Regions from separate parts of the Homo sapiens genome. Here region 2 is linked to region 1. A link is an interaction called in ENCODE POLR2A ChIA-PET data of the cell type or tissue named here. Cell type or tissue: CD4-positive, alpha-beta T cell. All regions are shown on one strand. Links, peaks and the distances in the headings refer to the core of each region. The heading gives the core; the rest is flanking DNA. Region 1 has its middle 210 kb from the start of SATB1-AS1. Region 2 has its middle 280 kb from the start of SATB1-AS1.

Region 1 (16,615 bases), core at 5,474-13,473:
ACCAACTCAACATTTTTCTGTAAAGGATACAAGAGAAATGGGCAGTAATTGGAGTGCAATGTGGAAGTCATACAAGGTTATTTTTAAAGACATGAGATATGACAACAATTTGTAGGTGGATAAGAAAATCCAGCAGAGCAAGAAACATTTAAAATGCAGGAGAAAGTAGGAACATTTAAAGGAGCAATGCTTGTGTTCTTTCCCAAAACAATTTTCCTGCATTTTAACATTTGCCTAAATTATATCATTGGCCCTCCTGAATTGTATATCTCACCCATTTATTCATTTTTCCTCATTCACAAATATTATTCAGCTCCTACTAGGTGCTAGGAGCTCGTTCATAAATGCAGTTAGTAGTGAGATTTGTTTCAGCCACCTATGTTCATGAGCTTGCTGCTGCAGTGTCCTGCCCTTTCCTCTCTAAGTTATAACACAACTACTTTGCTAAGAGCCAAAATCTGGATCCATCTACCTTCCCAGCCTCTTTAGGAAGCAATCCCCTCACTGAATGGCTCCAGTCAAACCCACCTTCTCTTGGGCTCTTTGACTTTCCAAAGTACCTTCTGACTCAGGCTCATTGCACTTCTAGTCACTTATGCCTGTAGTTTTCTCTCCCCTAATTATCTCTTACTCTCAGCTCACATATATTCCCTCCAAGAGGGTATGTCTCCTGTTCCACCCACTTCACTTTGCCTTCACCATCTAAGTTTTAATATCCATCTAGCCTGGCTCATATAGTCCTGATTCACAATACTTACTCCAATTGCAATTATGTTTGTTTGTTGAGTTCCATGGTAAAATAGGGAAAATCCACAAGAGTAGGGGCCATGACTGCTCTGTTCCCTCTTGTATGATTATCTGAGTGCTTCGTGTGTGGTAACTGCTTAACACGCATGCTGTGGTCTCTGTTCTCCTGCTGCTTCCATTCTACACTGGAGAAAACTGAACTCAGCAAGAAAAGAAAGTTGTACATAGATGAGGAACTAATTCTTAATCCAGTTTTGTATCTATTACAGTTACAGGATTTGGTTTAGTGGCTACTCAGCAGTTTTTTTTTTTTGTTTTTTTTTTTAAAAAGAACTAATTGTTAAATCAGACCATGTTGAAGCTGGAAGGGACCCAAGAAGGCCTCATGGAAATATTTCTAGGGTAGAGAACGACAGAAAAAAGGAAAAGGAAAAAACAGCAAAAGCTAAAAACAACTATTTACGAAGCTCTTAATATGCATTAGCCTTGTGCTAAGAGCTTTACCTAATTTAATCCTTTTGAATTTTTTGAGAGAAGGTTCTATTAGCCTTGTTTTACTGTTAAAGAAATTGAAACTCCAAGAAGTTATGTACTTTGCCTAAGATCATTCCCCCTAGTAAGAGGTGATGCCAAGACTGTAAGTCAGGTCTGCCTGAAACTAAAATAGTGCTTTTCCAAGTTTAATGTGGGTACAGAACACCTGGGGATTCATTAAGATGAAAATTCTGGGCCAGGCACAGTGGCTCACATCTGTAATCCTAGCATTTGGGGAGGCTGAGGTGGGTGGATTGCCTGAGCTCAGGAGTTTGAGACCAGCCTGGGCAACATGGTGAAACACTGTCTCTACTAAAATACAAAAAACTAGCCAGGTGTGGTGCTGCCTGCCTGTAGTCCCAGCTACTTGGGAAGCTGAGGCATGAGAATTGCTTAAACTCTGGAGGCAGAGGTTGCAGGGAGCCAAGATCGTGCCACTGCACTCCAGTCTGGGCAACAAAGTGAGACTCTGCCTCCAAAAAAAAAAAAAAATTCTGATTGGGTAGACCTAAGATTCTGTGTTTTTAACACACTTGCTGGTGATGCAGATGCTGGTCCTGGAGACACATTTTGAGAACCACTGGTCTATCTCAGCACTTTTCTAACTTTGATATACATATGAATCACATGGTCATCTTACAAAAATGCAGATTCTGATCCACTGGATCTGAAATGGAGCTTGAGATTCTGCATTTTTTAGAAGCTCCCAGTTGAGGACAGTTCTGCTTATCCATGTCCATGCTTTGAGCAGCAAAACTCATATAACCTGAAATACAAATTGTGTGTTGGGGATGGAGACTGGTATGGGTTTTGGAACTTCCTTTCCACTGCTCACAGTCAGAGCATTCACTGAGGATGATTATGCTATCAGATGGTAATGGAAGCTGCCTTTGAAATAACAAAGTCCACCCCTGATTTTTGACCACCTCTTAAGGGGTAGAAGGGCAAGAGTGGCCTAGAAGGCTAATGAGGCTTTGAATGAGGATGAGGTTTTCTGTGATGTCAGTGGAGAAGCCTGTAAGACATGCCAAGTTCACGTGAACATTGAGCATGGACACCAGCCCCCATCCTTTTCAACCTTTCAAAGCAATGTGACATCACCAGCTCTAAAAAACCCGAGGTTCATAATGAAACTTGTAATCAGGTGAGTCTTGTTTTGTTTTGAGTCCATTTACACTTTTTCTCACAGTCCCTCACTTGGTGACTTCAGGAGCACACTCTGGGGGTGAATTCTGGGAACTCTAACTGATCTTTCAGGTTTACATAAAGTGGGTTGACTCCCCTCAAAGAACATCACTGGCTTTCTTGTAAATCTTCTCTTTGGCTCAGAGAGGGGGAACCTGGCTTTCACGAATGATTTATACTTTTAGGGCCTGCAGGTGTTGTGCATGCTAGAACTTTGTTTCAATCTCTCCTCTTATGTAAATGTAGAGAAGATGATGCTGAGAGAACTGCCCAGAGCAGGGGACGGACTGGTCACACTCTTGAACTTCATATCATAGTGTTCTGCCTCCACTCTCCACAAAAGTTGATTAGAGAAACTGTTTGATCATTGTCCAATTGAACTGAGCCCAGCTTTTCACTGGAGTCTACTTTTTGAATAATATGCATTCTCCTCCTTGTATGGTAGGGCAGACAAGGTGAAGGGCACTTGCTGAAGGACAGCTCCACTTGAATACTTAGAAAGCACCAGATGCAGAGAGACTCTAAAATCCGGATAAAGGAAGTGTTTTCTCCCTGATTTGTACCACCATGTGGAAATAAAGGAAGTGGAAAAGTATGGACTTAGCAGTCTAACAGACCAGGATTGGCATTCTGGTTCCCTCACTTATTAGCAGTGTTGCCTTAGGCAGGCTATTTCACTTTTTAAGATTTGGCTTTCCTATCCGTAAATAGGAATAAAGCAACTAACATGATATTGTGAGTATGAGGATTAGATCCCATGAAATAAGCAAAGTCCTCTGCACCTGGAGTGTAGGATGTGCTCCATAAAAATTAGCCCTTCTTCCCCCTCTTCCTTTCCCTTCCCTTTCTAGATTCCAAGTGCAAGAAACCAAAATTATCAGACTGTGCAAAATGGCAGTTTCAAAGTATTTTGTGCCAAGGTCCATTTAGGTTCCAAAATATTCCCATCCCACTGCTTATTTCTGTGTTCTTGCCGTCTGATGTGTATCTGCGTGTCTCTTTGATTATACACTGCTGTCACTCAGAGCGCCGACAGACACCAACAGATTCTGTTACAACAGCTGATTGTACAGGCCTGCCTCAGCATTTGATCAGCAAAGATTCCACTCAGACCCCAAAGAAACCGTACTACCAGCCAACTTTATTTTAAGAAATTGGTTGCTTTATTTACAAAGAGACCCTTCCAAAAGGTTTCCCAGCAGAACCTAAATTGGCCATTTTATATAAAATAATTAAAAACTAGGTTCCAACCGTGTTGTTTATGGAGGGTCTGCCACATGTGCAATACAGACAAAGCAAGGCCTTAATGCTTTATTAGATTAGAATCATTTCTAGTGCTTAAGCATTTTGATGAAATTTGCTCAATTTTCTGGGTGTGTTTCACATGAAAAAATTAAATGTCTTTTGGCAGTTCCATTAAATAGACACCGGCAACATCTCTGGATTGTATAGTGCTCAGAAATCAGTGATATAACATTTTGCTTAATCCACCAATTGAGAAATGTACTGCAGCAACTTTCTTTTCTTCTGGTCCATACGTGATCATTACTGTATATGAAGAGTGAACCTGTAGCAGGGGCATTTTCTTTTTAGTTAGAAAAACAAGCCAACACCATATACTATGTCATTGTGTGAATGAGTAAAAGTTGTCATCTCTGGGCAGGTGTGCCCCATAGGCTCTCTGGCAAAATCCCAGAGCAGGCAGAATCTCGGTACCAGCCAGTCTCTCAGGACAGTGCACACACTGAGGAACAAGACACAGGATACGTTAGTCAAGCTAGGAGTGCCCTTTCCTTGCCCAAATAAGAACAGTGCCTCTACTTTGGGCATCTTGATCTCTCTCTCTTAAAGCTTTAGCCTCTGAGTTAGTTGTCTTTTCCCCACAAATTGGTCAAGGGTACCTTGATCCTAAAACAAAATATTTTTTCTCTGCTCCTCTGTTCTTAATTTGTATTTATTGGGCATCTCATGTATACTAGCACATAGAATGTCTTTGATAAATGTCTGTTGAATGATTAATTGTGTATTTATCTTGCTCATGTGGACTGAAAGATCACAGCAAGAATGAATACAGTCCACTTTAGGTCCTAGAGATGATGTTTGTCATTTTGTGGGCAGAAGGAAAGCAACCTTTTTTTTTCCTTCCATCCTGTTCACATTTCCCTAGTGTCTGGGAGGGTAGATATATTCGTTTCATAGTCTATGGCTGCAAGGTAACAATTTTCTATTGGTACAAACACAAGAGGTTGAATTTTCAACAAATTTAGTGAAGGGCTATTCATAGATACAGTATGTGGATTTGAAAAGCCCTCAAAGGCCACTTTGTTCCTAAAGGTCTTTCTCTCTCTGGAGTTCTATTCTTGAATCCCTTCATTAGACATGAGTTTGAGATACTTTTATGCTGAGTTGACCCTGAAAAGAATTTGCCCTTATATTTCCACCCTCATCCTTTTAAATTAGAAAAAGAGAAAATCAGATGCCATGGTAGACAGAGAGAAGGTGGGAAAAATGTAGAGAAGGCTCCAACTTTCTGAAAGCTTTTAAAGAAGATGTTTTAGCCTTTGGGACACACCTAAGCCCAAGTGACCAAATGACCAAGAATTGAATGACCTGTCTTTTTTCATTTTCATCAGGCAAGATCTACCAATGGGCAAAGAACTGAAAAAAAATAGAAGTCAGGACATTACCTAAACTTTGCCCCTAAAAAACACTTCTCAAAAGTTGACACCGGATTTCCTTCTTTGGGATGGGATGATATAAAGGGTGAAAGATACCCTTGTTGCACTTTTGAGCGTCCAGGGCTAGCTGAGCATATTTGTTCCATTATTGAAAAGGGGGATTAGTTGAGCATATTCTTCTAGTGGTTCCTGGTCAGTCTATGAATTTTAGAACCACTGACACTGCTCTTTTTATTCTGTCCTATTCTGCTTTTAACTTGATGTCAGTTACCGGTCTCCATTGTTCCCTGCACCTTACGTATTGTTCCATTACTTTTCGTGAGTCATGATTCAGGGAGGAGGAATGAGAAGGGCCAAAAAACACACTAAGAACATCTTTCATCACTGGATTGCAAATTAAACAAGGTTAATCCTCACAACTTCCCTGTGAGGTTAGGAAGCTTATTAACACCTTTGACATCCTGGAGGACACAGAGGCTTAGTGCCCTTCTGGCAGGGCACAGAGCTGGCTTCCTGACTTCTCTAATCATTCAGGGCCTCACCCTAGCATTCCCATTCTCTTCTCCTCCAACATATCTCCTCTAAGAAGGGAAGCTCACCCCTTGCCTTCAGTGGCTGGCATAGAAAAGTTCACATGAAAAAATAAACCTCAAGTCTCCTATTCCTTCCTGTGGAAAAGCCCTGGATTTGCAGTCAGAAATGCCAGGTTCAAATCCTGGCACTCTGACTTATTATGAAGTACTTTTGTTTTCTGAACCTTGCTTCCCTCATCTATAAACTGGATCAATAGATGCAATTGGCATACACACGAGAGGAAGAATTGTGAAGAAATTAGATGAAAGGCTATCCACAGTGTGTGTATCCACAGAGTGCGGACTTGAAAAACCCTCAAAAATCTACCCTGTCCCCAAGTTCTTCTGCAGGTTCACTTCTTGGGATTGTTCTGGGGATTAAAAAGAAATAATATAGATGTAAGGCCAAGCAGAGTCTTGGTACATGCTAGGTACCCAACTAAGAGTCATCGGTCGGAAAAAAAGATGAGTGAACAAGATCTCAGAAGTGAGACCAAGGAAGCCTTTTCCTAGGCACATGGTGGAAAATTACTTACTAAAAATAGTTTTAAAATGTTTTTAATTTTTAATTTTATTTGAAACAATTATTGTGCAAATTTATGGGATACTGTGTGATGTTTCAGTACATGCATACATCATGTAATGATCAAATCAGGGTATTGAGCGTATCACCTCAAATATTTAACATTTCCTTGTAGAGAGGACATTTAGAATCCCCTCTTCTAGTTATTTTGAAATGTACACTATAATATTGTTTACTATAGTCATGCTACTGTGCTATAGAACACTAAGACTTATTCCTCCTCTCTAACTGTAATTTTTTACTCTTTGACCGATTTCTCCTCATTATCCCCTTCCTCCTACCCTTCCCAGCCTCTGATAACAACTATCCTACTGTGTACTTCTATGAGATAAACTTTTTTAGATTCCAGAAGTGAATGAGATCATGTGGTATTTATCTTCCTGTGCTTTGGTTTACTTTACTTAGCATAATGCCTTCCAGGTTCATTCATGTGCTGCAAATGGCAGGATTTCATATTTTTATGGCTGAATAGTATTCCATTGTCTATATATCTTCTTTATTCTTTATCCATATTTTCATTATCTGTACATCCACTGATGGACACTTAGGTTGATTTCATATCTTGGCTATTGTGAATAATGCTGCAATAAACATGGGAACACATATGTCTCTTCAACATACTGACTTCATTTTATTCGGATAGGTACCCAGAAGTGAATAGCCAAAACCAGGCATGAATATAACCAAAAAATAAAACTAGAGGTCAATATTTCTGATCGACATAATTGCAAAAATTCTCAACAAAAACTAGCAAACTGAATTCAACAGCAATTAAATAGATCATTCACTGTGATCAAGTAGGATTCATCCCAGGGATGTAAGAAAGGTTTAAAAAAATCAATAAATGTGATATATATATATATATAGATGGAGTTTCACTCTTGTTGCCCAGGCTGGAGTGCAATGGCATGACCTTGGCTCACCACAACTTCCGCTTCCTGGGTTCAAGCGATTCTCCTGCCTCAGCATCCCGAGTAGCTGGGATTACAGGCATGTGCCACCACGCCTGGCTAATTTTGTATTTTTAGTAGAGACAGGGTTTCTCCATGTTGGTCAGGCTGGTCTTGAACTCCCGACCTCAGGTGATCTGCCCACCTCAGCCTCCCAAAGTGCTGGGATTACAGGTGTGAGCCACCACGCCCAGCCATGAAAGTACTTTTAATGGAAAGGAACGCCTTCCTAATATCCAAATACCCTTTTCTCCCTGCCCTCCTGTGACTAAAATGCCTTTAGTCTCTGACCAAGCTTATCTTGTCCTCCGTCCATGCCCCAATTTTAGGGAGGTATCACAAGAGTAATGAATAATAGTAAACTCACCACTGGAAGGAGAGAGGAAAAATACAAAGAATTAGTTAAGAAGAGAAACACAGGAGAGAAGCAGAGCACAAGGGAGGGAAGCCTAGTGAGGGGTGGGCAATTTGGTAAAATCTGCTCCATTACTTCACAGTGCTTCCCCTGGGCTGGCCTTAAAGAGAGCAGTGAGGATATTGAGTAGGTGCAGTGGATAAGACAGCTATTATAGTTTAACTTTATACCAGTTCTGTAGACATCAAGGCATTATGTAGCAAACCTTTATACCAGGACCTAGTTATATCCAGTAGGATTAGTGCATTTTTCTACAAGTACAGAGAAACAGGCAAAGAGTAGTTTAAATGAGTAATAGCTTTATTCGTCCCATGGCACATAAATTCACAGGTTAGCAGTCCAGGATTAGTGCAATGGTTCCAGGTGTGCTAGCCCTTTTACCAACTTTCTGCCCTGCCAATCTTGATGTATGGCATTAGCATTCAATGTGGTTGCTACATGTGCAGATTATCATGTACACACACACAAAGAAGAAAAGCAAAAGGGGTGAATAAGAAATTGGGTTCCATATAAGAAATAAACTCTCCCAGTAACTCTCGGCTCTCTTTGTATTGGACAGAATTGTGTTGTATGGACACAACTAGCAGCAAGGGAGCTTGGGGAAGAGAATTCTGTGGTATGTGCAATATAAACTTCTTCCATTTATGCTATTACATCTTTGGTAAAATCCACATTGTGTCTTTAGAACTGTACTGCACAGTATAGCAGTCAATAGTCACATGTGGCAATTTAAATTTAAATTCATTAAAAATTGAATAAACTTAACACATTATTTATCCCATAGCACTCGCCCCATGTGGCAGGTGGCTACCATATAGGACAGTGCTGATGTAGAGCATTTCCATCATCACAAAAAGTCCTGCTGGACAGCACTCTTTAGCTAAAGCTGAGGATTTGCAGAATCTTGCATAAGAGTTGGTAGAAGTAGAAAACATTACATAAAAGACAGCTGAAATTCTTGGCAATGGCAAAGGCTCCAACTGCTGATGATATTGGAGGAGGGTGGCTGAGGAACCAGGATAGGGACTGGATTTCAGAATATTTGCTGTTAGTTGGTGGCAGAAGCAAAGCCAGTAAAACCTTTTCACAAGGAAGATCTCTGGCCTTCCTTCAAAACATCTGAGATTGCCGTCCAGATTTGGAAAACTGAGTCAAGTATAGCCCCTTTTCTCACAGTATTGACAGTTAGGGAGTATCTCCCTTCTCTGAAATGATCATGAAGAATGTATTTTGGATTTAATTTTTTCCTACAGCTAGCTCAGTCCGGTTTTTAGAAGCTCCTGGAAGCTGAGGGGTGGAGACATGGTGGTCTGATTCCCAAGAATTTAGCAGCATTATTTGTCTAAGCATTAGGGGGAATTATTCAGCTAAGTCCCAACGACTTGACGGCAAGTTTACCTCTGAGAGTGTATTTCCCCTTCCTTCATCACTTCAGTCTCATTACTTACACCACATCTTCTGCTTGAATCCCACAAGATGCTCATCTGTCCAAAGGCTTATGATGTGGCCTCACTCTGAATGGCTTCAATTTGAACTTTGCTTTGAACTTGCTAGCTTTACTCCTCCTGCTTTTCCTGGGCCACATGTACAGTTAAATCACATGCTTATTTCTGACACTTGGAGCTGAACTAATGCCATGAAAACCATGTGACATTGGTTTTCCACTCCTGGTTCTTTTTGAAATGGCAGTCTATTTCATATCTGGGAATCAGTGGTAGGGACTCTGCTAGGAGAGTGGCTCTTCTGATAAAATGCTATGTATGGTACCACAGCTGAAAGTTTTCCTCTCCCAGCTCTGGTTAAAATTAATTATACTTATTGCTTCCCTTCTCATTTATCTTTATGTCTAGAAAGTGATAGAAAGTTTTGATCTTCCTTTTGTGGTTCCAGGGCAGTCACAGTTACCAGTAATTAAAGACACAGGGCCCGTCGTAGTCATGAAATCAGAATTGAATTGTGAACCTAGTGAACGGGGACCACTTGCCTCTGCATGAGGCTTTTATAACTTTTTCTCTACAGTAGGGACCCAGTTGGCACCCAGTAAGTAATAAATAATAATGATAAGTAGTCTCGCCTTGTGCTTTCCAGAACGGTGCCTTGCTTTTTCTAATTTTGTAAAATGGCTTCCTGATGAAGTGGAATGTCCATGTCACGATTGTGGAAAATATGGATTGGTATTCAATGAAATATTAATGATTATCCACTTACTGGGGCTTTCCTTTGTGAAGACTGAAATAAAAAAGGAGCTAGATTTCTTGATAATGAGTTAAAACATGATTGCTTCAGTATTAACTGTGGCTGAAACATGCCTTTTTTTCCCCCTCTTATTCTACCTCATTCTGTCTCTCTTCTGAGTGCCCTCATTTTGGGTATTTTTATTCTTTACTAAGAGCTTCAGACAGATAATGACATGGTTTGAATGGGCAGGGTATATGATGCTAGAATGTACCAGAAATCAGTCTTGCCTCCATCATATTGCAATTTTTAAATTTAACATTAAGAGAACTATTTAACTGTAAAATGGGAATAATGATACCTAGTTCATAGCTTTGTGGTGAGGATTAACGAAAAAGTAGCTATGAAGTGCGCTAATGTCTGGCACATAGTAAGACCTCAAGATAGCTTGCTTTAGCCATTCTACAACGTACACATACTTTAAAATAACTTGTTGTACATGAAAAACATATACAATTTTTAATCGTCATTTTAAAAAAGTACCTCAAGAAATGCTAATTTTTATCATTTGGTGGTAGTGGTGCAGAGGAAGACAGAAGGCAGGTAAAATCCCAATCTGCCCATTTGCTTGTTAGTCGCTTGGATGAGAGATGTGGTGGAGCAGCTTGTCACAAGGAGCGGCTGTCATGAGATTTGGGGATTATCTGTGGGTTTCTGCTTCCTGCCCTCTTCTGCTTCCTGATACCATTTGAGAGTGGTTCTGCTGACTTTGAGCATGCTCTGGAGCTTCCTCCACACCTTTGATGATGCTGTCAGGATTAGCAAGAGTCACTCAGTCTTTCAAGACCCACTAAAAGAAGAGATGCCTCTGAGTTCTGGAAGGAATGGGTGTTGGCTTTGGAAGGGGTTCAGACTCTGGGAATTCACTGTGCTGTGCTTTTCTTTCTCAGCAACTGCCACCTGCAGCCACCAGTGTGGGCTCCCACTGGTACTCCCTACTCCCCACCCCCTCCTTGGGCTGTCTGCAGCCTTATCTGGAGAGTCAGAGAAGGCTGAGGTGAGATGAAGCGATAAGCAGGAAGTGCAGTGGAATTTCATTCCTGGAAAAAAAAAAAGGGACCTTGGCATGAGTAGCAGAATGGAGGGTTTGGGATGTTAATCACTGCTCCTTTTATCAGACAGCTTTATTAAGATCAATGTTTTTTGTTGCCAAATTAGAGTGGACCTAGAGCGAACTTCCCAGCAGTTATTAACACAAGTCCACATTTGCTGGAAGGATTGGGTATCTCCACGTGCTCAGCCATAGCTGGAAGTTACACAATATCTATATCATTTTTCACAGCTTTGTCATTAGCTGGTAATGATTTGATTATTTTGCAGATGAATCACAGTATAAATCTCTTTCACAAACACTACCTCCAAGTATTAATCAAAACCATTAAGGCAAAGCAGTCGGTGCAAATTAAAAAATTTGCATGTCTAAATTAAAAATTACAGTAATACATCATAAATAAATCTTTTAAATTCTCTATGGCCTCTATGTACATCCTTTCTTTGGTGTGCATATTCTATAATGAGACCATGAATACCAAGCTTTTCTCTCATATAAATAAATATATATATACACATACACACACACACACACACACACACACACACACATACATATACACATTATTTAATTGTAAAGGTAGAATTCAGGTCCTTAGGTAGAACCTGGTATTAGAACATGAAAGGGAAGGGAGAGATTTTCTTTTCCTTTTTCCCATTTCTTTCTTTCTTCCCAACAAAAGATTCAAAGACAGCACAAAAAAAGAAGAGAATAGGAGCTATTGCAGATAATTTGCAGCGTCTCCCGTTGTCGCAAAGTAAATATTTGTAAAAGGTGATGCTTCTTTTTCAAATAACTTTGAACTGTGAGGAAAATTACCAAGTTGTGTTTTAGGTAATATTTCATTTTGGAACTATTAACACATTACTTGCAATAAGGGAGGAAATTAGAGGGCTTTGAGTGATGAAAGCCACCTTTGGCATTAAAAAACTATTATTATTCCCTTGAAACACTAAAGCAAATTAAAACAGGAAAATGAAACTTTCAAGTGCCCTGGATTTGAAAAGGCATTTTTCCCCCTTTCATTTGTCAAAAAAAAAAATTAATGACTTGTTTCACTGGAAACCTGGAAGAAATAATTTATTAGGCAGAAAGCACTCTTTTCAAAATGCCTTTGCCAGGAGTTTAGGGGAGTGATACTGCCCTGTAAGTCTCCACCATGTACTGTGCTTAAATAGGCCTCCTGTGAGTGGAATATAGACTAGTATATGCTAAAGATCCATCTCAGTTCCAGGTAATGGAATGGCAGCAGTAATTAGAAAGCACTTTTGCTCTGCCCAGGATTTAACCCAATTAACCTATCTATAACCTATTAACCTAATTAAATAGAAGAGCTTCTCAGTGAGAAAGATACGCAGGACTCTACCCATTTGTGGGTAGAGGGTGGAAGGAGGGCATGGTTTAGGGAATATTATAATTTGAAGTCCAATTTTTTGTAACAGAAGTGGGGCATCAAAATACAATTCCAAAGTGCTTGGTGTTTCCCTCACAGAAGGCCATGGAATTAGGCAGCAGGTTAGTTTTATACTCACTTATGCTTCCCTGCCTTGTGGGAATTTTACCTTAAATTATTTTTTACTGATACCGATTTGGCAAGAGGCAAGGAAAGCCATTCTGCCCAAGACTCTGTTTATCATGTGTTCCTTACTTCATAAAAACTTCAAAAAGAGTAAAGAGAAAATCCTTTTATCATTTTTTTTTTTAGTTTAACTCAATCCTATGCAATTAACACCATGGCTGGAAATTTGACAGCATAGCTTAAAATTCATTAAAAGGCAGGATTTATAACTGGCTCTTTACTAACTTGAGTGACCTTACCAAATTGTGTAATCTTGCTGAGTCTCAGTTTACTCATCTGTGTAAATGAGTGGGCTGGATGAGATGGTCTCATAAAGGTTTTTTCCAGCTCTAAATACTTTGTGATTTTATATGATTACTTCTCCCTCTACTTCCTCTTCTTTTGATTCCATTTCACCAAAAATAAATGCTTCTTGAATGACTTTGGTTAGAACTGCATAGTCTAATATGAATGATAGCCATTTGTTTATTTAAAGTTAAATAAAATTAAAATTAAATTAAATCAAAAATTCAGTTTTTAAATCATACTAGTCACATATCAAGTGCTCAGTAGCCACATGTGACTAATGGTTATTTTATTGGACAGCACAGATGTAGAACATTTAGATTAATGCAGAAAATCCTATGTGCTGAATGAACCTGAAACATCTCTTTTCTTAGATTTTCACATTTGCTTGGTTGTGCAATGTCCAGTCTTTTGTTTATGTATGACAAGGGAAGCCAGACTCTTATGGAAAATTCATCTTTATTCAGTTTAATTTTAGAGACATTCTGTCACATCCATAAGGCATTTAACTAGACACTCAGCTGCTTACTAGCTGTAAAATCTTGTGCAAATGGTTCAGCCCTTCTGAGCCTCAGTTTTTCTACCAGTAAAATAGGTGTAATAGTACCTATTCTGCAGCGTGTTTTTTTATATTATTATTATACTTTAACTTCTGGGATACATGTGCAGAACGTGCAGGTTTGTTACATAGGTATACACGTGCCATGGTGGTTTGCTGCACCCATCAACCTGTCATCTACATTAGGTATTTCTTCTAATGTTATCTCTCCCCTAATCTCCCACTCCACAACAAGCCTTGGTGTGTGACCTGCCTCTCCCCCTGTCCATGTGTTCCAATTGTTCAACTCTCACCTATGAGTGAGAACATGTTGTGTTTGGTTTTCTGTTCTTGTGTTAGTTTGCTGAGAATGATAGTTTCCAGCTTCATCCATGTCCCTGCAAAGGACATGAACTCATCCTTTTTTATGCCTGCATAGTATTCCATAGTGTATATGTGCCACATTTTCTTTATCCAGTCTGTCATTGTTGGGCGTTTTGGTTGGTTCCAAGTCTTTGCTATTGTGAACAGTGCCTCAGTAAATATACATGTGCATGTGTCTTTATAGTAGAATGATTTATAATCCTTTGGGTATATGTAATGGGATTGGTGGGGCAAACGGTATTTCTGGTTCTGGATCCTTGAGGAATCGCCACACTGTCTCCCACAATGGCTGAACTAATTTACACTCCTACCAACAGTGTAAAAGCGTCCCTATTTCTCCACATCCTCTCCAGCATCTGTTGTTTCCTGACTTTTTAATGATCGTCATTCTAACTGGCGTGAGATGGTATCTCATTGTGGTTTTGATTTGCATTTCTCTAATGAACAGTGATGATGAGCTTTTTTTCATGTTTGTTGGCTGCATAAATGTCTTCTTTTGAGAAGTGTCTGTTCATATCCTTTGTCCACTTTTTATGTTTTTTTTTCTTGTAAATTTGTTTAAGGTCTTTGTAGATTCTGGTTATGAGCCCTTTGTCAGATAGATAGGTTGCAAAAATGTTCCCCCATCCTGTAGGTTGCTTGTTCATTCTGATGACAGTTTCTTTTGCTGTGAAGAAGCTCTTTTAGTTTAATTAGATTCCACTTGTCAATTTTGGCTTTTGTTGCCATTGCTTTTGGTGTTTTAGTCATGAAGTCTTTGCCCATGCCTACGTCCTGAATGGTATTGCCTAGGTTTTCTTATAGGGTCTTTACGGTTTTAGGTTTTACGTTTAAGTCTTTAATCCATCTTGAGTTAATTTTTGTATAACGTGTAAGGAAGGGGTCCAGTTTCAGTTTTCTGCATATGGCTAGCCAGTTTTCCCAACACCACTTATTAAATAGGGAACCCTTTCTTCATTGCTTGTTTTTGTCAGGTTTGTCAAAGATCAGATGGCTGTAGATGTGTGGTGTTATTTCTGAGACCTCTATTCTGTTCCATTGGTCTATATATCTGTTTTGGTACCAGTACCATGCTGTTTTGGTTACTGCAACCTCGTAGTATAGTTTGAAATCAGGTAGTGTGATGCCTCCAGCTTTGTTCTTTTTGCTTAGGATTGTCTTGGCTATATGGGCTCTTTTTTGGTTCTATATAAAATTTAAAGTAGTTTTTCTAATTCTGTGAAGAAAGACAGTGATAGCTTGATGTGGATGGCATTGAATCAATAAATTACTTTGGGCAGTATGGCCATTTTCTCAATATTTATTCTTCCTATCCATGAGCATGCAGGGTGATTTTATGTAAAGCACTTGTCACAGTGCTGGGTAATAGTAGATGACCAAAGATTATTATTTTAAACATTCATTTCATGGAATGTCAAAGCCTCATCACTGGACTGCTGAGGAACTGTTTGTTGAAAAATACTGAATTGGGAATAAGCCTTGTAGAAAAATATCATAAATACAAGTATTTTGCTTCTGATAGGAATGTTAGGTTGAAAAAAAATTAAATGGAAGGGTGTCAGAAGTCATACGTCTCCTGTGGTAGATGAAGGAGAACTGGAGATCTAAAAAGGTACAGTCCCTTTATTTTTACCCTTTAGCGCTTGGGGTATCTCCTCCTTTGTAGCCCCAGCCCAGTATGAAGGGTTGGAGCTAGAGAGGAGGAGATGCCCTTCTCTCACCAAAGGAAAAGTGAACATATTTAGACCTCCCCTCACTCCCACTTTCGATTCTTGACCTAGTTAAGAACAGAATATCCTTAGTTCTGCTGGTGATTTACACTGGCTGGCTTCTGTGAGAGAGCTATCCTTTCAGTAGGTTTCTAGAAGATCTTCACTGTGTCACTGGGGAAGGCCTCTATTTGCCAGTTCTAACTTCAACCTCTCGCAGCCACCTTTTCAGAAAGGTACTATAGATCAAATAATTTGGTCTTATGCATAACTGTGGCTTTTATGCTTTAAAGGAATGACACTAGGAAAGGCTCCATAGAAATAGGGGCCTCTCCTGTTTACTGAGGGCCAGGTCTAAAGATAGAGATGGAATGGATATTCCAGGCTCTTTTTTGAATATGTTGACATCCATCATGGAATGTTCTCTGCTTCCACAACCCCTTACACATATCTCTGTCATTCTTTCAGTAAAGGGCAACAAATGGCATCTTTGTAACTTCAGTATTGTAATAAACATTTGGGCCAATGGATGGCTCAAGTGCTAAATACTTGGCAAAGGAAGGGATTTATGTTTCAAACTCTTTCATAGTTAATGGAGGCAGTATGGTTTTCAAAGTATGGAATTTGTCTTGACTTGGGCTTAGCATTTTGTTTTCTCCACACATAGCTTTCTCCACCTTTTATAATATTTATTACAGTAATCCCACTGCACAGATAACCTTTGTTGACATTTTAAAAATTTATGATAGGAGCACGTGAACATATTTAGAAAATTCAAACAAGGCAGAAAGGTACAAAACAGAGAGTAAAATTCTCCCCCACCCCCAGTTCCCCGACTCCTTCACCCAATCCCTCTGACAAAGACAACCACTGGTAATGCTTTCTGGTGTGATCTTAAAAACCCATACATAATACTTGCTAGTACCTTCTTAATAATACACAGAATAAAAACCATGGTAAACACAATATTCTGACCCTGCTTTTTTTTGTTTATTTGTTTTGTTTTGTTTTTGTCTTACTGATGTCTGAGATTTTTCCATGCCAGCACATACAAAACTTCCTCAGTTTTTATTTTATTGGCTGCATATTATTTTACCATATGGACATTCTATTCTATAATATATTTAATCCTTCCCCAAATAGTAACCATTTAGGTCGTTTCCATGTTTC
Region 2 (16,615 bases), core at 5,836-13,835, 69 kb after region 1:
ATGGAATCCAACTTTTCTGAATACCTGGAGTTTCTGGTTATAAGTGATGAGTGGTCTGTCTCACAAAGCTAAGTAGTGAAATATTTCTGCGGGAGTAGCTTTGGGTTCTTCCAGAATGAACACATCACTCTCTTCCAGCCTGCATAAGAGAAGGCAAGGAATAAACTAGAATTTGAAGAGGTTAGTAGGGAGAATCGTTTTTTCATGAAATTGTCAATGTGCTACAAGTTTCTTTTTCCCCCAACTAATAGGGAAGAGTCATGCTCCCTTTTCACTTCAAAGTGAGTGGAGCTTAAAGAGAATAATCTGTAGTGCTTTGCCTCGCAGTAAATCTTGATAAACCCACACTAGATCTTAGCTCTTCCTTTTCTCTTTGGCCTCATGTCTTTCTACTCTCTTCCCCCTACTCCACCCCTATCACTCTTGTCTAACCAAACTGTCCTCATTACTGTTTTTCAATAAGCCAGGCCACATCCTGCTCTAGAGCTTTTACTTTTATTATTCTCTGGCCTGGAACCTCTTCCTCCATTTGTCCACTCCTTTACCTCCATTTCTACTTAACTGTTACCTTCTCCGGACACCCCTACCTAAATAGCACCTCTTTGATATTTTCCATCCATTTTTCCTACTATGTTCTTTACTCTAGAGCTTATCTCTCTGATATATTTCATTTATCTATCTAGTAGAATGCAAGCTCAGTGAAGATAGAAACCCTTGTCTATTTTGTTTGTTGCTGTATCCCAAGCATCTAGATCAGTGTCTGGTAGAATAGGTGCTTAATAGCTACTTGTTCAAAGAATGACTCAGTAATGAGTGGAAGTGGAAATTTATCCAGAAAGAGAAAAAGCTAATCATGCCCCCGTCCCTTGTTATATGCATACTCCTGGAAGTCTTCCAAATCCAGCACAGGACACAACTGAGTATGTGCTGAGATTTTAAGCTAGGTGGAGTTTGGAGTTCAGTTCTCTGCTTTCTGGGCACAGAGAAGAATTTCACTTCCGCTCCTTCTTTTGGCATAATCATATGGCTTTCTTTGCCAATAAAATGTGGGTGGAAGTGACAAGAGTCATTCCAGACAGAAGCATTAAAAGCTAGTGCACAGTTTGCCACATTCTCTTCCGACAGCTATCATGATCGTGAAAAATTGTGTTGTGATACATGCCTCAGTTAGCTTGGCCTTTGAATGACTCAGAGGAGGAAAATTCTGCTGCCAACTTATGATGGACATTCAGTTGGAGTAAGAAATAAACTTGTGTTGTGATAAGTCACTAAGATTTTTGGATTGTTTGAATGGGCTGAATATTTAGTGGACTATGGTAGTCATTAATGCTGTTCATCAAATATTTTTAGCTTTCTGACTTCCATGCATGTGGTAGATTTGAACGTCTTGCCATCTGATATCCATGGTTAAGTTGAGCCCTATGACTAGCTCTGGTCAACGGCTTGTGAGCAGAGAGGACATGAATGCCTTACAGACTGGTGCATTCAAGTGTCAGATGAACCTCCAGAGATATAATCCCCTCTGATGAAGGGCCTAGAAGTTAAGTTTTGCAACTAAGATCCACTGAAATCTAGAGACCTAACAGAAATCTTTGAAATACTACAATTATTTACAAATGGTGAGCTTGTAAAATGAGAAGACTAATTCTAGTTTTAATTCTGGTTTGCCCCTCCCTTCCCTTCCCTTCCCTTTTCCTTCTTTCCTCCCTTCCTTCCTTCCTCTTTCCTTCCTTTTCTCCCTGCTTCTTGCCTTCTCTTTTTGCAGTACTTGTTGAGGCTAACCCCTCATAATTCTTCCGATTCCAAATGATTTGTTTTAGTCAATTAGGGTAATCAATTTCCCTTGCCAATGGTTGGTTTTATAAATAGCATATGACCCAATCCTGCCAATGAACCATGACTAAAGTCTTATAGGGACTTTCTGTGAGAGGTTTTCTTTCTTTGAAAAGAAAACACAAGAACAGTTTCCTTCTGCTTAGTTTGATGCCTAGAATTACCACATCCATTTTCTTACTGGCCCAAGAAACAAGCAAACACAGAGAAGAACTGAGCGAAGATAATTGCTAATAAGCAGTTATAGAGCTTATCCTAACCTTTGGACTTTTATTATGAGAGTTCATAAATCCCCATATTATTTATATCAGTCTGAGCTACAGCTTGCTGCTGGTTGCAGGCCAAAACATTCTGATACACCTTTATTCCATGATTTCTCTCTCATTTTGTTCCAAAAAACATATTTGCATCCAAATAAAAAGTAAGTTATTAAGGAAATACAGCCAGATGGTTGGTAGACAAATACAAGAAAGTATCTTGCTAAGGACTCAAGGAGAAGGCCACGAGTTTGGGAGAATGGAGAAAGATAAATGGAGCCAAAAGTAACCAACAGGTTTGAAAACCAGAGTTTTTCTTTGGTAAGAAACAGAGAATAGAGAAAACGTATTGAGCAGAGCAGAGGTAGATGAAGAGAGTGGTGCAGGATTAAACGCTGTGTGTGAAAGCTATTGGTATGTTTTTTTACCTAAAGCCCCAGATATCATCAGTCATTAGGGCTTTCAGACTTTAAAGGAAATGACAAAGACCTACATTATTTTCCATCTTGAGCATACTTGCATAAGTTATCTAATATAAAGAACATAATTTAAACATTAATGCAGCAAAACTCCTCTTTCAAAAATGTGTCATGTCATAGAAGAAAATAAAACAAATAATCGTATACTTGAAATTTTGTAGTATCTTTTAGTCCTAGTAATTGCTAAAAGTGTTGGAAAGTTAGTTAATATACTAAATATTTATTTAGTATTTATGATATTTAATGCATTGAGGTTAATGCTGTAAATATAAGAAGATTAGTATCTATTGCAGTCCTATAAGGAGCAAGCAGTCAAATCAGGGAGATGGTTCATAAGTCATTCACTTTAAGTCTCCATCAGAATGGGAAAAAAAAAATCTGAAAAAAAGAGTTCTTAAAATGTGCTTAAGGACCCCTTTGAAGTTATCATTTCGTTCCAACCAGGTAAATGAAGACATACTTGAAAGAGAAAGGAATACACCTAGGTCGAGTCTTGCATAATTGGTAGGCTTTCAAAAAATAGAAAAATATTGACTAGTTAGACCATGCATAGAAAAAGGAAATTTCTAGGAAAACAAGAGATCTGGTTAGGCTGAATAGTGTTATATATGAGGGGGTGCACTGGCACCTGACAGCACCTGAACATCATGCAAGGAACACAGCCCTACCCCACAGGCTTTCCCAGAAAACCCTTTTCAATCACAAGAATAAATAAGATCTGTGAAAGGTAAGTTGGGAGCAGCATAGAGGATATATCCACAGGTGTGGGAAGAAAGAAGACATTAGGCAAGAATACCTCTGCAGGAACTACTTTGGTGGTACAGATATAATATTAAAAATATCTGAAAAAGAACAATATCAATGGGGGTGGAAAAGAGAAAAAAAATTTAGTTGCCATTGAGATAGAATTAACAGGTTTGGGGTTTCTGATGACTCAGTTCTGGCCAATGTAATGTGGATAGAAATGAGATAAACCATGGATGGTCTTGGTCTTTTAAACATGATTGGTAACCTCCAAGTCCTCTTTTCCCTTCTGAAATGACCTTGGAAATCTTACCAGATGGGGTAGCCACACAATGGAAGCAGCCCAGATAATCCATTGGACTGTGACATGAGGTTTTGGTCTTATTTGTTACTAAAGCATAGCCTAGCTCATACACTTGTTTTGGGAGAAGTCTATGAATTTGGTTTCCAGTGTGATGAGTTGATGAAACCACAGTCTGAGGCATTAGCAGTACCTATCAGGCAGTTGGAAAGGCATGTTGAAGCTCAGGAATATGTTAAGACTAGAGTTGTCAGGCCAGGCACGGTGGCTCACAATGGTAATCCCAGCTCTTTGGGAGGTCAAGGTGGGCAGATCGCTTGAGTCCAGGAGTTCAAGACCAACCTGGGCAACATGGTAAAACCCCGTCTCTACAAAAAGTACAAAAATTAGCCGGGCATGGGGGTGCATGACTGTAGTCCAAGCAACTCGAGAGGCTAAGTTGGGTTGACCCTTGATTGGGAGGTCGAGGTTGCAGTGAGCCGAGATCACGCCAGTGTGTTCCAGCCTGGGCAAAAGAGAAACCTCCTGCCTCAAAAAAAAAAAAAAAAAAGACTAGAGCTGTCACCAAATTTATCCACATAAGAATTCCATACATAAATAATTAGTATACACAATTCAAAGGGACCAACAACTTTTTTTTTTACTTTGAATAAAAACTGCATCTGAAATTAGCTCCAAAACTAGAATTCTTTTAAAAAATATTCTAAAAAACCTTTACTATTTTACTTTTATTTTTTTTTACCCCCAGCTTTATTGAGGTATACTTGATAAATAAAAATAATGTATATATTTAAGGTATACAATGTGAAGGTTTGATGTAAGAATATATTCTGAAATGATTACCACAATCAAGTTAATTAACATATCCATTATTTCATCATTTATTTAAATAAACTGCCCCACCACTGCACTCCAGACCAAAACTTTAGAAGGAAAATCTACTCCATCCTTACAACTCTGGGATGGTAGGACGTAAGATCAGGATAAATCTATTTGTGTGATGTGGAGGTCACCAAGGAGGGCTAAAAGCTTCTAAAACCTCTCCATCAGAAAAGATTAAATTGGCATCTGAACAGAGCTTTATATCATCAGGCAAACCTCCTCCTCTAGTGATAAAAGCCCGTTCAATCAGATATGTGTTCACCCTTCTGACTAAGAGAAAAGAGCTTCTGAAAAGGAGATTAAAAGGAGAGGCATAGATTCCTGGCGGCATTTATTTGGGTATCACACAAGTCTGATCACTCCGCCCCTGCCCCTAATGGGAAAAACGTTATACAGTCAGGTCATAGGATTAAGGGATTTCTTAGTCTATAACAGTCTTCATACAGTCAAGTCACAGGATCAAGGAATTTCTTGGCTTATGACAAAATTCCATAAACGGGGTGCCTTATAAACAACATAAATTTATTTCTCACAGTTCTGGAGGCTGGGATTCCAAGATCAAGGCACAAGCAGATTGAGTATCTGGTGAGGACTTACTTTCTGGATCATAGATGACACCTCCTCACCATGTCCTCACAGGCTGGAAGAGGCAAGGCTGGGGCCTGTTTTATAAGGGCATTAATCCCATATATGAGAGCTCCATCTTCATGACCAATCACCTCCCAAAGACTCCCTCTCCAAGTATTATCACGTTGGGGATTATTAGGTTTCAGCATATAAATCTTGGCAGGAACACAAAACCCAACAGCAAGGGCTTTCTTAAGGTTCATAATAATGAAAATAGCAAATATTTATGAAGAACCTACTATACCCCAAACCTCTGACCTTACACTTACTTTTTTATTTAATTCTCACAATAGCTCTCTAAGTTAGATTGTAATAATATTCCTATTTTGCAGCTGAAGGTACTTAATGGTTTTCCAAAGGTCACAGAATATAAGATGCCCTGGAATTCAAATTTAGGTAATCTGAGCTCAAAGTTCAAGCTCTTAATTACTGTATTCTATTTATTCAAGAACTTATTTTTTAAAAATTTAATATCTCTGAATTGATGGGATACCATATTTTTATTGGGAGTGTTTTTCTCTCTTTTTGGTACATAAAATAATAGTGCATCTTACAATTCATTGCGTCTTAGACTCCATAAATATAATACAATGCTAATCAGCCTCTACTGACTGCTCAAGCATGTGTAATTAGGTGGGAGAGTGAGGACTGACTTAGTAAGAAGCTATATTTAGGGAAGAGGCTTTCCAACTTTTTTACAGAGCAGAATGCATTATGCAAACAAAATCTGACATAGAACTCCAATATGCAAAGCAGAGAAAAGTGGTATTTTATTAGTATAAATGCACTTCATGTTGAAATATATATGTATTTATTAAATGGTTAGTGATACTACTAGTTAGCACACTGGAGATTGCTAATGGGTTGAATTGCCACTTGAATTTGCTGGGTTTTTTTTTTATTTTTTGTTTTTGAGATGGAGTCTCACTCTGTCACCCAGGCTGGAGTGCAATGGCGCTGTCTCAGCTCACTGCAACCTCTGCCTCCTGGGTTCAAGCGATTCTTCTGCCTCACTCTCCTGAGGAGCTGGGCCTACAGGCGCTTGCCACCACATCCGGCTAATTTTTGTATTTTTAGTAGAGATGGGGTTTCATCATGTTGGCCAGGCTGGTCTCGAACTCCTGACTTCGTGATCTGCCTGCCTTGGCCTCCCAAAGTGCTGGGATTACAGGCGTAAGCCACCGCACCTGGCTTTTTTTTTAAATTAATGTTTTAGAAATATTTGAATGCATATGAAAGCCATTATATTCAAATCAAATATGAAGGGAATCAGGACACATCTTTGTGAATCCATGGCTCCAAAGTACTTTTCCAAGGTTTATAAATCACCACATGACAAATATCATCATAAAATCAAAAGATTACCCCAGTTTCTTTTTTTGTATGGGACATTATGCATTGAAAGTTATTTGAAATGACTTACATTCAAGGAATAGCCTTGAGGAATCATAGAGCTTGAGTAAGCCAGAAGAAATACCTGCTTCAAATTCTCTGACATCATCAACATCACTTCTACCATCATCTGGCATTTTTAGCAGTAAAATAGTACCTCCTGGGGCCAGCCTGCCATGTTTGAGTCCCAGCTCCATAACTTCCTAACTACATAAGCCTGGACACTTTGTTTAATCTTTCCAATCTTTGAATTCTTCATCTGTAAGTAAGAATCAAAATATCAGTAGCTATTTTATAATATTGTTTTAGGAAACAAATGAGATAATATGAATTGTTTACCTGTAGTAAACAATTAATAAATTTTAGTTTTTATAATTATTACAGCGCCTAAACAAAGGAAAAATAACCATGTTATGGGCTGGGGAAAGAAAGATGCTGAAGTGATGATTTATGATATTCGGGAGGTCTCATCTCTTTGAAAAGATTAAAAATAAACATGAAAAATAAATAGCAATGAAAGTCAACACAAAGTCAGAGCTCAATGAATGATAAAGATGAGGGTGTCAAAAGTCACAGAAACAAAAGCACCTTGTTTTCAAATTATATTTATTAAGCAAGTTTCTAGACTTCATGGTCACATAAAAATGTATTACGCAAGTTGTAATTTGTAGGGTATGTGGGATATATCTGGGCCACTGATATGCTGATATTGGTCTGTAATATTCAGAAAAGTTTTCAACCAATTTTTAGGTATAAGGATATTTCATATAAAAATTTGGAGTTTGATTTTTTCCCCCTTTTTAATCAAGACATCTTACACTCTGTTTCTCTAACTCTGCATGTCAACAATTACTTGGGACAAGTAGCGACTACCTTTCTTACAAAAGTGAATGATCTCTCTGATTGACTACAGATCTCATCACTCCCTATTGCTTCATGAATACTGTGGTTAATTACACATCTCTATTAGCACTGCCCTTGTGCTGTTGCTTTTCTTATGTTACATAAATGTGTGTGTTTTTTTCAACCTCTTTTTTTGTGGAAGTAAAGAGCATTACTACATGTTTCCCATGTGTCTTAATCCATTTTCTGTTGCCATGACAAATTACCTGGGACTGGGTAATTTTTAAAGAAAAATGTATTTAGGTCATAGTACTAGATGCTGGGAAGTCCAAGATCAGGTGGCTACATTAGGTGAGGGCTTTGTGCTGCTTCACAGCATGAGAGAAAAGCAGAAGTACAAGTGAGCACAAGCAAAAGGAAAAGAAACAAAGTGGGGTTATCTGCTCTGTAACACTGCTCTTGTGAGAACTATCCCTATCCTGAGGGAAGTGCACTAATCCCTTCCTGAGGCCTAGGCCCCCATAACTCAAAAACCTCCCACCTCCCACCAGGTCCCACCTCCCAACATTGCTGCATTAAGGAATAAAACTTTCACCATATAAACTTTTGGGGGGACACATTCAACCCACAGCACCATGCAGACAAATGCCTCTTATTCCTGGTTTGCTTTACTCACTTATCTGATTGTGTCCTGTAGGCTTGTGAGTGTCTGTCCTGAATAATTTTCAAAGATTTAGATGTGAAATGACACTTGAAGAATGCTTCATTTTAAAAAATGTGCAAGGAGGTAAGTGATACAGGAGCGAAAAACAAATGTGACAAAGATCAAAGGAGGGGGTTGATATTATCAGATAATTTTTCATAGGGGAGGTATGTCTGGAAGGACACATAGGTCCTCAGGCTAGGAGGATGGCATTGGACAAGCAAATATCTAAACTCCACAAAACAGCTGTCTAGAGACCCTCAACATATTTTTCTCAATCACCAAATGTAATCACAGTGCTTCTTTACTTAAAAACTGTCAGTGGCTTCCTATTGTCTTCAGGATAAAAATCCAAGCTCTTTAGATTGACTTAGGAACCTTTTAGATGTGGTCTTTGGCTACCTTCCTATGCTTGTTTTGAAAGGCAGCCCCGAATCTCCCACGTTAGCCGCTGTGAGCTAGCCACACTCAAGGGCTTGCCGTTCCCTCAAAATATCAAACAATTTTACATTTTGAACTTACTGTTTGTTTAAATTTACTCCTGCCCCAACCCACTGTCACCTCTTTTGAGAAACTTTCTCTAATACCGTCTTACTCCAAAACTGAGTTTGGGACTTCTTCTCTGGGTTCATGAAGCACAATAAACAGGGCTGCATCTTCCATTATGCCTTCTGAGCTGTAAATCTCTTAATTAATTCATCTCCCTCAATGGACTCTCTCCTTGACCAGGGGGATCAGAGTCCAGCCCTGTGAGGATGCCACGGTAGGGCTTGTTAGCCCTGAGGGAGGAAGTAAGTATAGGAGCTAGGGAGTCACTTTACTAGCTAGGTGAGCATTATAGGAAAGTTCTTTCTGTTGAAAATGAGCTGTCAGCCAGGGCTTCCCTGCCTCTCAGGGATTTGTCAGTTCACTGTGAACTTCTCTGGAAATTCAGAGCCCCGCTTCATAATTTTCGCAAATTCCTGATAGTTTGCTTCCTTATGCATCTGTCCATCAACGTTCCAGCTGTCGTGTTAGTCCTTGTTTTCATCCTACATTGTCCTGGAGGCAACATTGAATCCCTCCACCAGTTCATGAAAGATCCTCTAGAAATTAGCTTTGTGCTGGTTTACTTATTTTACTGAAAATTTGAGGGGTCAAAGAATATGTCACTATACAAAGAACATACTCTACAAACCTAATTCAGCATAATACTCATCTTCTTTAAGACATTGTCAGGGTATATCTGTAAGCAAATGTTCTTCCCTTTTTAGGAGTAAATAGGCTGCCAGCTGTTAATATAATGACATTTCTACATCCTAAACTCATGTTGACCCAAAGTCACTGCCTTAATATCTTTCTATTCATTTGCCTTAGTTCTACACTGGGGAATAATAAAAAAAGAATTTATCTTTTACAAGACAGATTTCAAATCTATCATATAGTTCTAATCTTTTACAGGTCAAGCATCCTTTGTGTCTTTATCTAGAATTGGGGGCCCTGAGAGGCAATTATTTTTTTCAATGAGAAAAAAGTTCACAGACTTTCATAGTAATATTTTTGGGAGTTTTTATGTGAAAACCTTTTCTCAAGTTCACCCTAAATTGATTCTGTGAAATCTCAGCTTTCTGTTGCCTTCAGGTGGATGAACACTTTCATAGGCAAGTAAAATAGATTGTTACACCTGACTTATTTACACAAAGTAAAAAATAGGTTACAGCCTTTTAATTTAAGCTGATCAACTTTATTATTTCTCTTTGGATGAAAGCATGTGCAATGTTTTCTGTGGTTTGGGTGTAATTTCCTGCCAGAGGGGGATGTGGAGGCGGAGGGGAAAGGAGGGGTTGCTGAGTTTTGCCATCAAATTCTTAAGTCCAGCTGCTCTCTTTTAAGTGTCAATGACCTTACTCTATAGCATCCAGACTGGTCAAGGTCCCTATAATGAGAAAACCAAATTACAGGTATGTAATTTTCACAGTTTTCTGCCGGGATCTCCAAGTTGGTGACAAATTGATATACTACTGTCTGTACGGAAGACTGCTTTCAGAAAACAGGCCACTCTCAGTTGAAACACTATGCCTGAAGGATTGCGCAATTTTAAACTTCCGAGATATAAAAAACATCCTTCACCCAAGTCTCTTGTAGAATGTTGAACTATAGAGCATATTGTTTAAGCTTGGAAAGCCCTGCCAGAACAACAAGATGTGAGAAAAATCTTCAGGCACCAGGAACAAGGAGATCATGGAAAAGCAACTAACAATGGGAAGATAACGTATGTCATGGGACTAGAATCTCAAATTGTGAATTTTGTTATACATTCCTCTGCCAAACTTTTAGACATTCACAGTTAGTCAATATGTCCCTTATAGTTACATATTTTTCTAGACAGTAATTTCCTAAGATCATAATAAAAAACAGTAATCATTATAGAAATAGAAATAAGTAACATTTATTGAGATTTCCCTATGTGTCAAGTTCAGTTCTAAACACTCCCCATGCATTCACTTATTTGATTCTTACAACCAATGCATGAGGTACAAATTATTATTGTCCTCATTTTGCAGGTGAGAACACTGAGGCACAAAGAAATATGTAATTTGTCTAAGGTTGTACTGTCAGCAAAGGGTTGGGACCAGGGGTCAACCCAGGCAACCTGTCTCTGGTGCTCTCATGCTGTTACCAAACTGGACCTCTGGAAGGCACAGTGTCATTTTCCATAGGAGCAGAGAAATAATTGGGTGGTGTATTCCTGACCAAGAGCTTAGCTATGCTTAAAAGTAAATGATCAAGCTACAGTGACCCCTTGGTATGTGTGAGGGATTGGTTCCAGGACCCCCATGTATACCAAAATCTGCACTTACTCAAGTCCCTCATTCAGGCTTGCAGAACCTGCAAATGCTGAAAGTTGGCTGTCCATGCAGGCAGGTTTCGCATCATATGAATGCTGTATTTTCCATCTGCATTTGTTTGAAAATTATCCACATGTAAGTAGACCCCAGAAGTTCAAACCCATGTTGTTCAAGGATCAACTGTAATGTCAAAAAACTAAAAATATAACTAAATGGATCTCTTCTCAGTAGAAATGGTGGATAGTCAAGCTGAGATTTTCGTCAGCAGTTCCCAAAGGTGGCAGAAATGGGCCCTAATCCTGGAGTTATTGAGTCAGAGGTCAAGAATGAGAATTTACATTTCTAACATTTCTCCAGGTGATTCTAATGCAGATCTGTATTAGGAGATCACAGATCTAAGTTTCATTTTTAAACACCTCTTGAGCCTGGATGAACAAAGGTTAAAAAAAAAAAGAAAACTATTGCTGTATAAACAGAGGTGAAAAAAACAGCCATGACTTCAAGGTGTTCAAAAACAACTCACGGTTTGCATAGGATGAAGGGAAATAGGCAAATAAGCTGCTGTGATACAGTTTAACAAAATTTCTTATAGAGCGAAGAGAACAATAGCAATTCCAAGAAAGGAAAAAGGACAAGGAAAATCAGAAAATGCTTGGTAGAGGAAGTGACATTTAGGCTGAATTATCTGAAAAGATGAGGATGAAGTAGTTACTCAAGAAAGGGAGATTAGAGGAAGAAGGGCCAGATACAAGGACACATGTTTTTTCAACAATAACTAATGCATATTTGCAATGTGCTGGGTATTTTATTATGTGATGGACATGGAATATGTGCAAATGAACATAGAGGTTAGAGTTTGTGGCTTATTCAAGGAGCTGAGAGTAGTCAATTTTGTTTAGATGTGCCACAAGGTAAAAAGAGGAATGGTCAAAGAGGTCACAGGTTCTGTTCCCTAGGAAGCAGACTCTAAGGGAGGATTAGCAAGCAGAGTATTTATTAAGGAGTGCCCTCAGGATCAACATCTGTGGATGTGCAGGAGGGGAAAGTAGACTGGGCAGAGGCAGAAGTTGAGCTGTGATGTAGGCCCTACAAATGTCTCACCCTAACCCACAGAGAGCTCTGTATCTTGGGTAGCCGGCAACTTAAAATTCATTGTGTTTAGAACAAAAGAAAGAACCCTAAAAATAGTAACCAGTTCATCTTGAAGTGGGAAAAGGGATGGGTAGGGTTCCTATGTGTTGCCATAATCGGAAGAATGGAATAATTTCTATTATTCTGTTTCAGATGCTTGCTCTTCTCTGAACAACTTGACCACACCTCTTTAGAATATTCCCTCTGCAAACTCCATACTCCTCACAGCCCCCAGTTAATAACCCAGGATCCTGGGCTGTGAGACAGAAATGGAACTGCCTTCTCCACAACCCCACCATGTTACTTATGAGCTGAATGCAGAGTCCCCATGCAGGGTACTCCTCCTGTCCCATGTCAAAAACACAGCGTTTGCCCTACAGTCATGAAGTCAGCAAAGAGAGCCGTTTCCTAATACAAAAGTGATACTTAGAATTATGTACAATAATAAGTAGAATCACTCCAAGTGAGTTATCTATTTATAACTGGAATATTGATATTACTGCTGATATTAACAACAATTACATAGGATACTGCTTGCAAAAATACTCTAAACTTGATGAATTCATTTTGCCCTCAGTATAGTCTTAAGAGCCAAGTGACAAAAAAATTAGTTCCATTTTGTAGAGGGGCAAATTAAGGCAAAACAACATTAAATGTGTTACCCTGATTTCTTTAGGTTGCCAGTATGATCCTCCCTCTCCTGGACACTTTTGGCTCCTCCTTGCAGTCTTGGATGGCATTCCTTTGTGTGTGTGTGTGTGTGTGTGTGTGTGTGTGTGTGTGTGTGTTTCTGTACCATTAGGTGGTAAATCCTTTAAAAGCAGGAATGAGCATGCCACAGTCACCTTTGCGTTCCTCAAAACATTTCTTGCAGTTCTTATACACTCCCAGTGCTTATTTGGCTGGCTGACAGGGTGAAGGAAATAAGTGAATTGTGAAAAATACCATTTGAATTCAGCAGGAGAGGTGGGCCTGGAGCCTAGGTTGTCTGCTCATTCCTAGATTCTCTGGTGACTGAAAGTATGGTCTGTAGACTAGCAGTAATGCAAAGACATAGGCCTAACCAAGACCTACTAAATCAGAAGCTGCATTTCCATAATGCAATTCCGAGACAATTCCCATGCACACTAACATTTGACAAGCATGGTTCTAGAGGGTACTTTTTCACTTCCACAAGTATTCAGTGGATTACCACAGGTAAATGTATGTCCACTGGCCTGATTCTTCATGCAACCAAATCACATGCATGGTTCCACCATGACCCAAGGGTACTAGAAGACCAGGAGTATATATAGCAGCGTCTCAGGAAACTGAGATGAGATAATTGGTTGTGTAAATTAATACTTCATTAAACATGTAACAGCAGCAATAATAATAATAAACATAAGAGATAAATGTATTGAGCAGTTTCTATGAGACAGATACTGTCCTAAATATTTAACATATATTATTTCAGTCATTGTATGCCTAGTAGTTTTCTAAGTTTATATGCATGTGGATATATAGAAGAATTTATTATAAGTTTTACCTTGGTTCTCATTTATTTTTAAATGAGACTTTCCACATATACACAGCCATATGAGGTAAGTTCTATTGTCCCCATTTCACAGGTGAGGCATGAGGATACTGGTGTTCTAGATCCCATGGCTAGAATGTGGAGAAGCTAGGACTTACACCCAGGCAGTATGGCTTCTGGGCCCATGCCTTTAAACACCAACTGAAATAGATTTAGAATTACCTTGGTCCACAAGTGTATTTTTTTTCTCTGTTCCTAATGTCTACAACAATGAAATAGCTTTGGCAAGACAGTCTTCATACATAGAAGAACATAGAAGAATGGGAGGGGAATACAAGTTGAGCGATGCAATAGGTTCACTCTGCATAGTTATTTGACATCAGATCCTTGATTAAACATGGGCCTGGCTCTCCAGACTCCAGCATCAACCTCCCATGAGTTGAGCAACATCCTGTTTCCTTAAATTCCTATTACTAACTGAAAAACTCCATTTGGTCTTATTGTGTTTCTCCCTTCCCCTTGACCCTTCATGCTTATGTATCTATATAAAACTAATAAAAACTTGAACAGGAAATATAAAATCACCATGAAACCAAACCAAACCTGCAGCAGGACCTCAGAGGGCCCTATGCAATCAGAGCTGTGTGAAACTATTTTCGGGGAGCTGTAAACCTAATAGCTTGCTCTATTCAAGGCACAGCTGCAAGGCTCCCGGGACAGATATGCCCCTTGTTGGAAAACAGAAGGGCTTGTAAAATTATTTTCACAAATTTTTTCCCTTAATATTTTCCCAGCTACCTCAGGCACTCCTTCCCCTCTGCCCTACTTAGCTAAATAACTGGAGTCTGAGAGAAGCAATGACAAAGGAATAATGATTTTCCCCCATTTATCTTTTATTATTATTGATGGGTAGCAAATCATTTTAATAACACTTTCTACTCAATTTTTAAATAAATCATTTAAAAGCATTCTTTTTAGATTTAGGGATTTTCCTTCTTTTTAATTTTTATCTGTGCTATGGGTATGTTTTTGGGGTGGGTCGTCCTGAGTCTGTGGTCTTCGTTATGCCACAGGAATATTCTCCCAGTTCCAGCAACATCATTTATACCCAGGGCAGTTGAGCTTTGTTTTGTACCAGTGCCCTCTCCTCGCCTCACACAGATATGGCTCCACCTGGACTCTTTTCTTTGGCCCACACTCACAAAAGCCTATTCTCCTTTGAACCAACATTCCTGCATAATTCCTGTATTTTTGATACGGGATTATCTCTTGGTGTGTGTTCTTAAGCCTGTTGTCCTGCTAAAAGAGACTGGATGCTCCTTTTCTTTGGCTTGTGTTTTTACTCCCTTAGGCTCTGAAGCTTTGGAATCAGCCATAGACAGGCTCAACTCTTGCTTGGTTGATTCCTATGTATATAAAATAGCTTAGAATGAATCATTCAATCTTTCTTACACTCAGTCTCTTCAATTACCATATGTAGTCAGCTGTATGCACCATTTTGATAAGTATTTACCATATACTCAGTTCCTGTCCATGTATTAACTCATTTTATCCTGATATAACCCTCCAAGAGAGACGTAATCAACATCCTGTTTTATGAATGAAGAGAGGAGAGGGCAAAAATTATGCCCAAGGTCACAGACATAGTAAGGGAACACCTGGAATTCACTCATGTATGTGATGACTCAGGAGTCCTTGCTTTTAACTACCTGCGATGATGTTTTTCAGGCTACAGGGTTATTATGAAAAATAAAGAAATCACTTCTGCTATATCCTTAGTAGTTTAGAACTTGGCTCTGAGATAGTGTATACTCAGTGTGTCATTTTTCTTTGATTTGGACACTCAGGTATATAATCGCTGTTTCATCTGCCTCTTGGTTCACTCCAACATTGAGACTTAGGGCATTTTGTTGCTTCTGTAGAAAGCTTAGTTGGTTATTCTGTAAGATTATGTTATCCTAAGCCCATAACCTTCAAAGTTCACATTAAATATCATACACAAATATGTGTTTAGGTATGAATATGTGTAAATCTTGTCTAAGATGAGGTTAAAGCTTGTCATAAGTAATGTATCGTCGAGAATGAAGAAGGAACAGTCACGAAGGGACGGAGTAAGGAGTGTATTGTACTGAACACCTATTAACCTCCATAGCAAAGGCACCAGTTTTCAAGAGACAGAAGAGACCTGGAGCCAGACAAGGAGACACATACAGGGGATAGAGTCCAGTGGCAGCAAACTGGACAGGAGAACTGGCTTACCTACAGAAATGGTACAGTGGCGGCAGGCTTGGCAGGAAAACTGCAACCACTCGCAAAGAGCATGAAGTTTATGTAGCATTTTCACTTTCCCCTTAAAGACCTCCACCTAGCAACCTTTATTTAACCCAAAACTCAGGGTCTCAAACCCCTGTACTGTCTGTTTTCCATGGAACGGGGGCTCAGATGTTTCTTACAGAAGAGGGACAAACCTCCCAGTTAGCCACACTGGATTCCCCAGCTCCGAACACACATTCAGATCTGTCTGCCATACAAAACAAGGACATTCTGAGGGTATGCTTAAGTTATTGCAGCCAGGGGCGTTTACCCTACAGAGTGGAGACAGGAATTCTAAATCTGTGTTCAGAACTCACTCTAGCACTCCTAATCACGTCTCCCCCTCCCTTTGTTCCTGACCCTCACAACTGCCTCCAAGCATGATCCAAAGTAAGACAGAGGAAACAAGAATAAAAATTAGACTTCAATTGAAACTCTCTGTGGGGCACAGTGGCTCATGCCTGTAATCCCAGCACTTTGCCGGGGCTGAGGTGGGTGGATTGGTTGAGCTCAGGAGTTTGAGGCCAGTCTGGGAAACATTGGGAAACCCTGTCTCTACAAAAAAAAATACCCACAAAACTTAGCCAGGTGTGGTGGTACGTGCCTGTAGTTCCAGGTACTCTGGAGGGTGAGGTGGGAGGATCACTTGAGCCTGGGAGGCTGAGGTTGAAGTGAGCCGAGATTGTGCTACTGCACTCCAGCCTGGGCAACAGAGTGAGATCCTGTCTAAATAATATTAATAAAAATTCTCATCCAGTAAAAATTC

What was found. Peaks named below come from ENCODE experiments on the same cell type or tissue, not always from the same donor. Only the 100,000 strongest peaks of a DNase experiment are listed, where the experiment ranks them.
Region 2: POLR2A ChIA-PET joins it to region 1 with 11 read pairs; 4 of 35 experiments call an interaction of 5 or more read pairs at or near these places.

The regions. Positions count from the first base shown.
Region 1 is chr3:18,647,455-18,664,069 of GRCh38, forward strand. No RefSeq gene overlaps it. Among named protein-coding and RNA genes, the nearest start is that of SATB1-AS1, 210 kb to the left of the region's middle. In CD4-positive, alpha-beta T cell, for the core only: no CTCF peak of the experiment used is centred there; no DNase peak of the experiment used is centred there.
Region 2 is chr3:18,715,886-18,732,500 of GRCh38, forward strand. No RefSeq gene overlaps it. Among named protein-coding and RNA genes, the nearest start is that of SATB1-AS1, 280 kb to the left of the region's middle. In CD4-positive, alpha-beta T cell, for the core only: no CTCF peak of the experiment used is centred there; DNase peaks (open chromatin) are centred at 9,866 and 10,116; H3K4me3 peaks cover 534 bases; H3K27ac peaks cover 6,513 bases.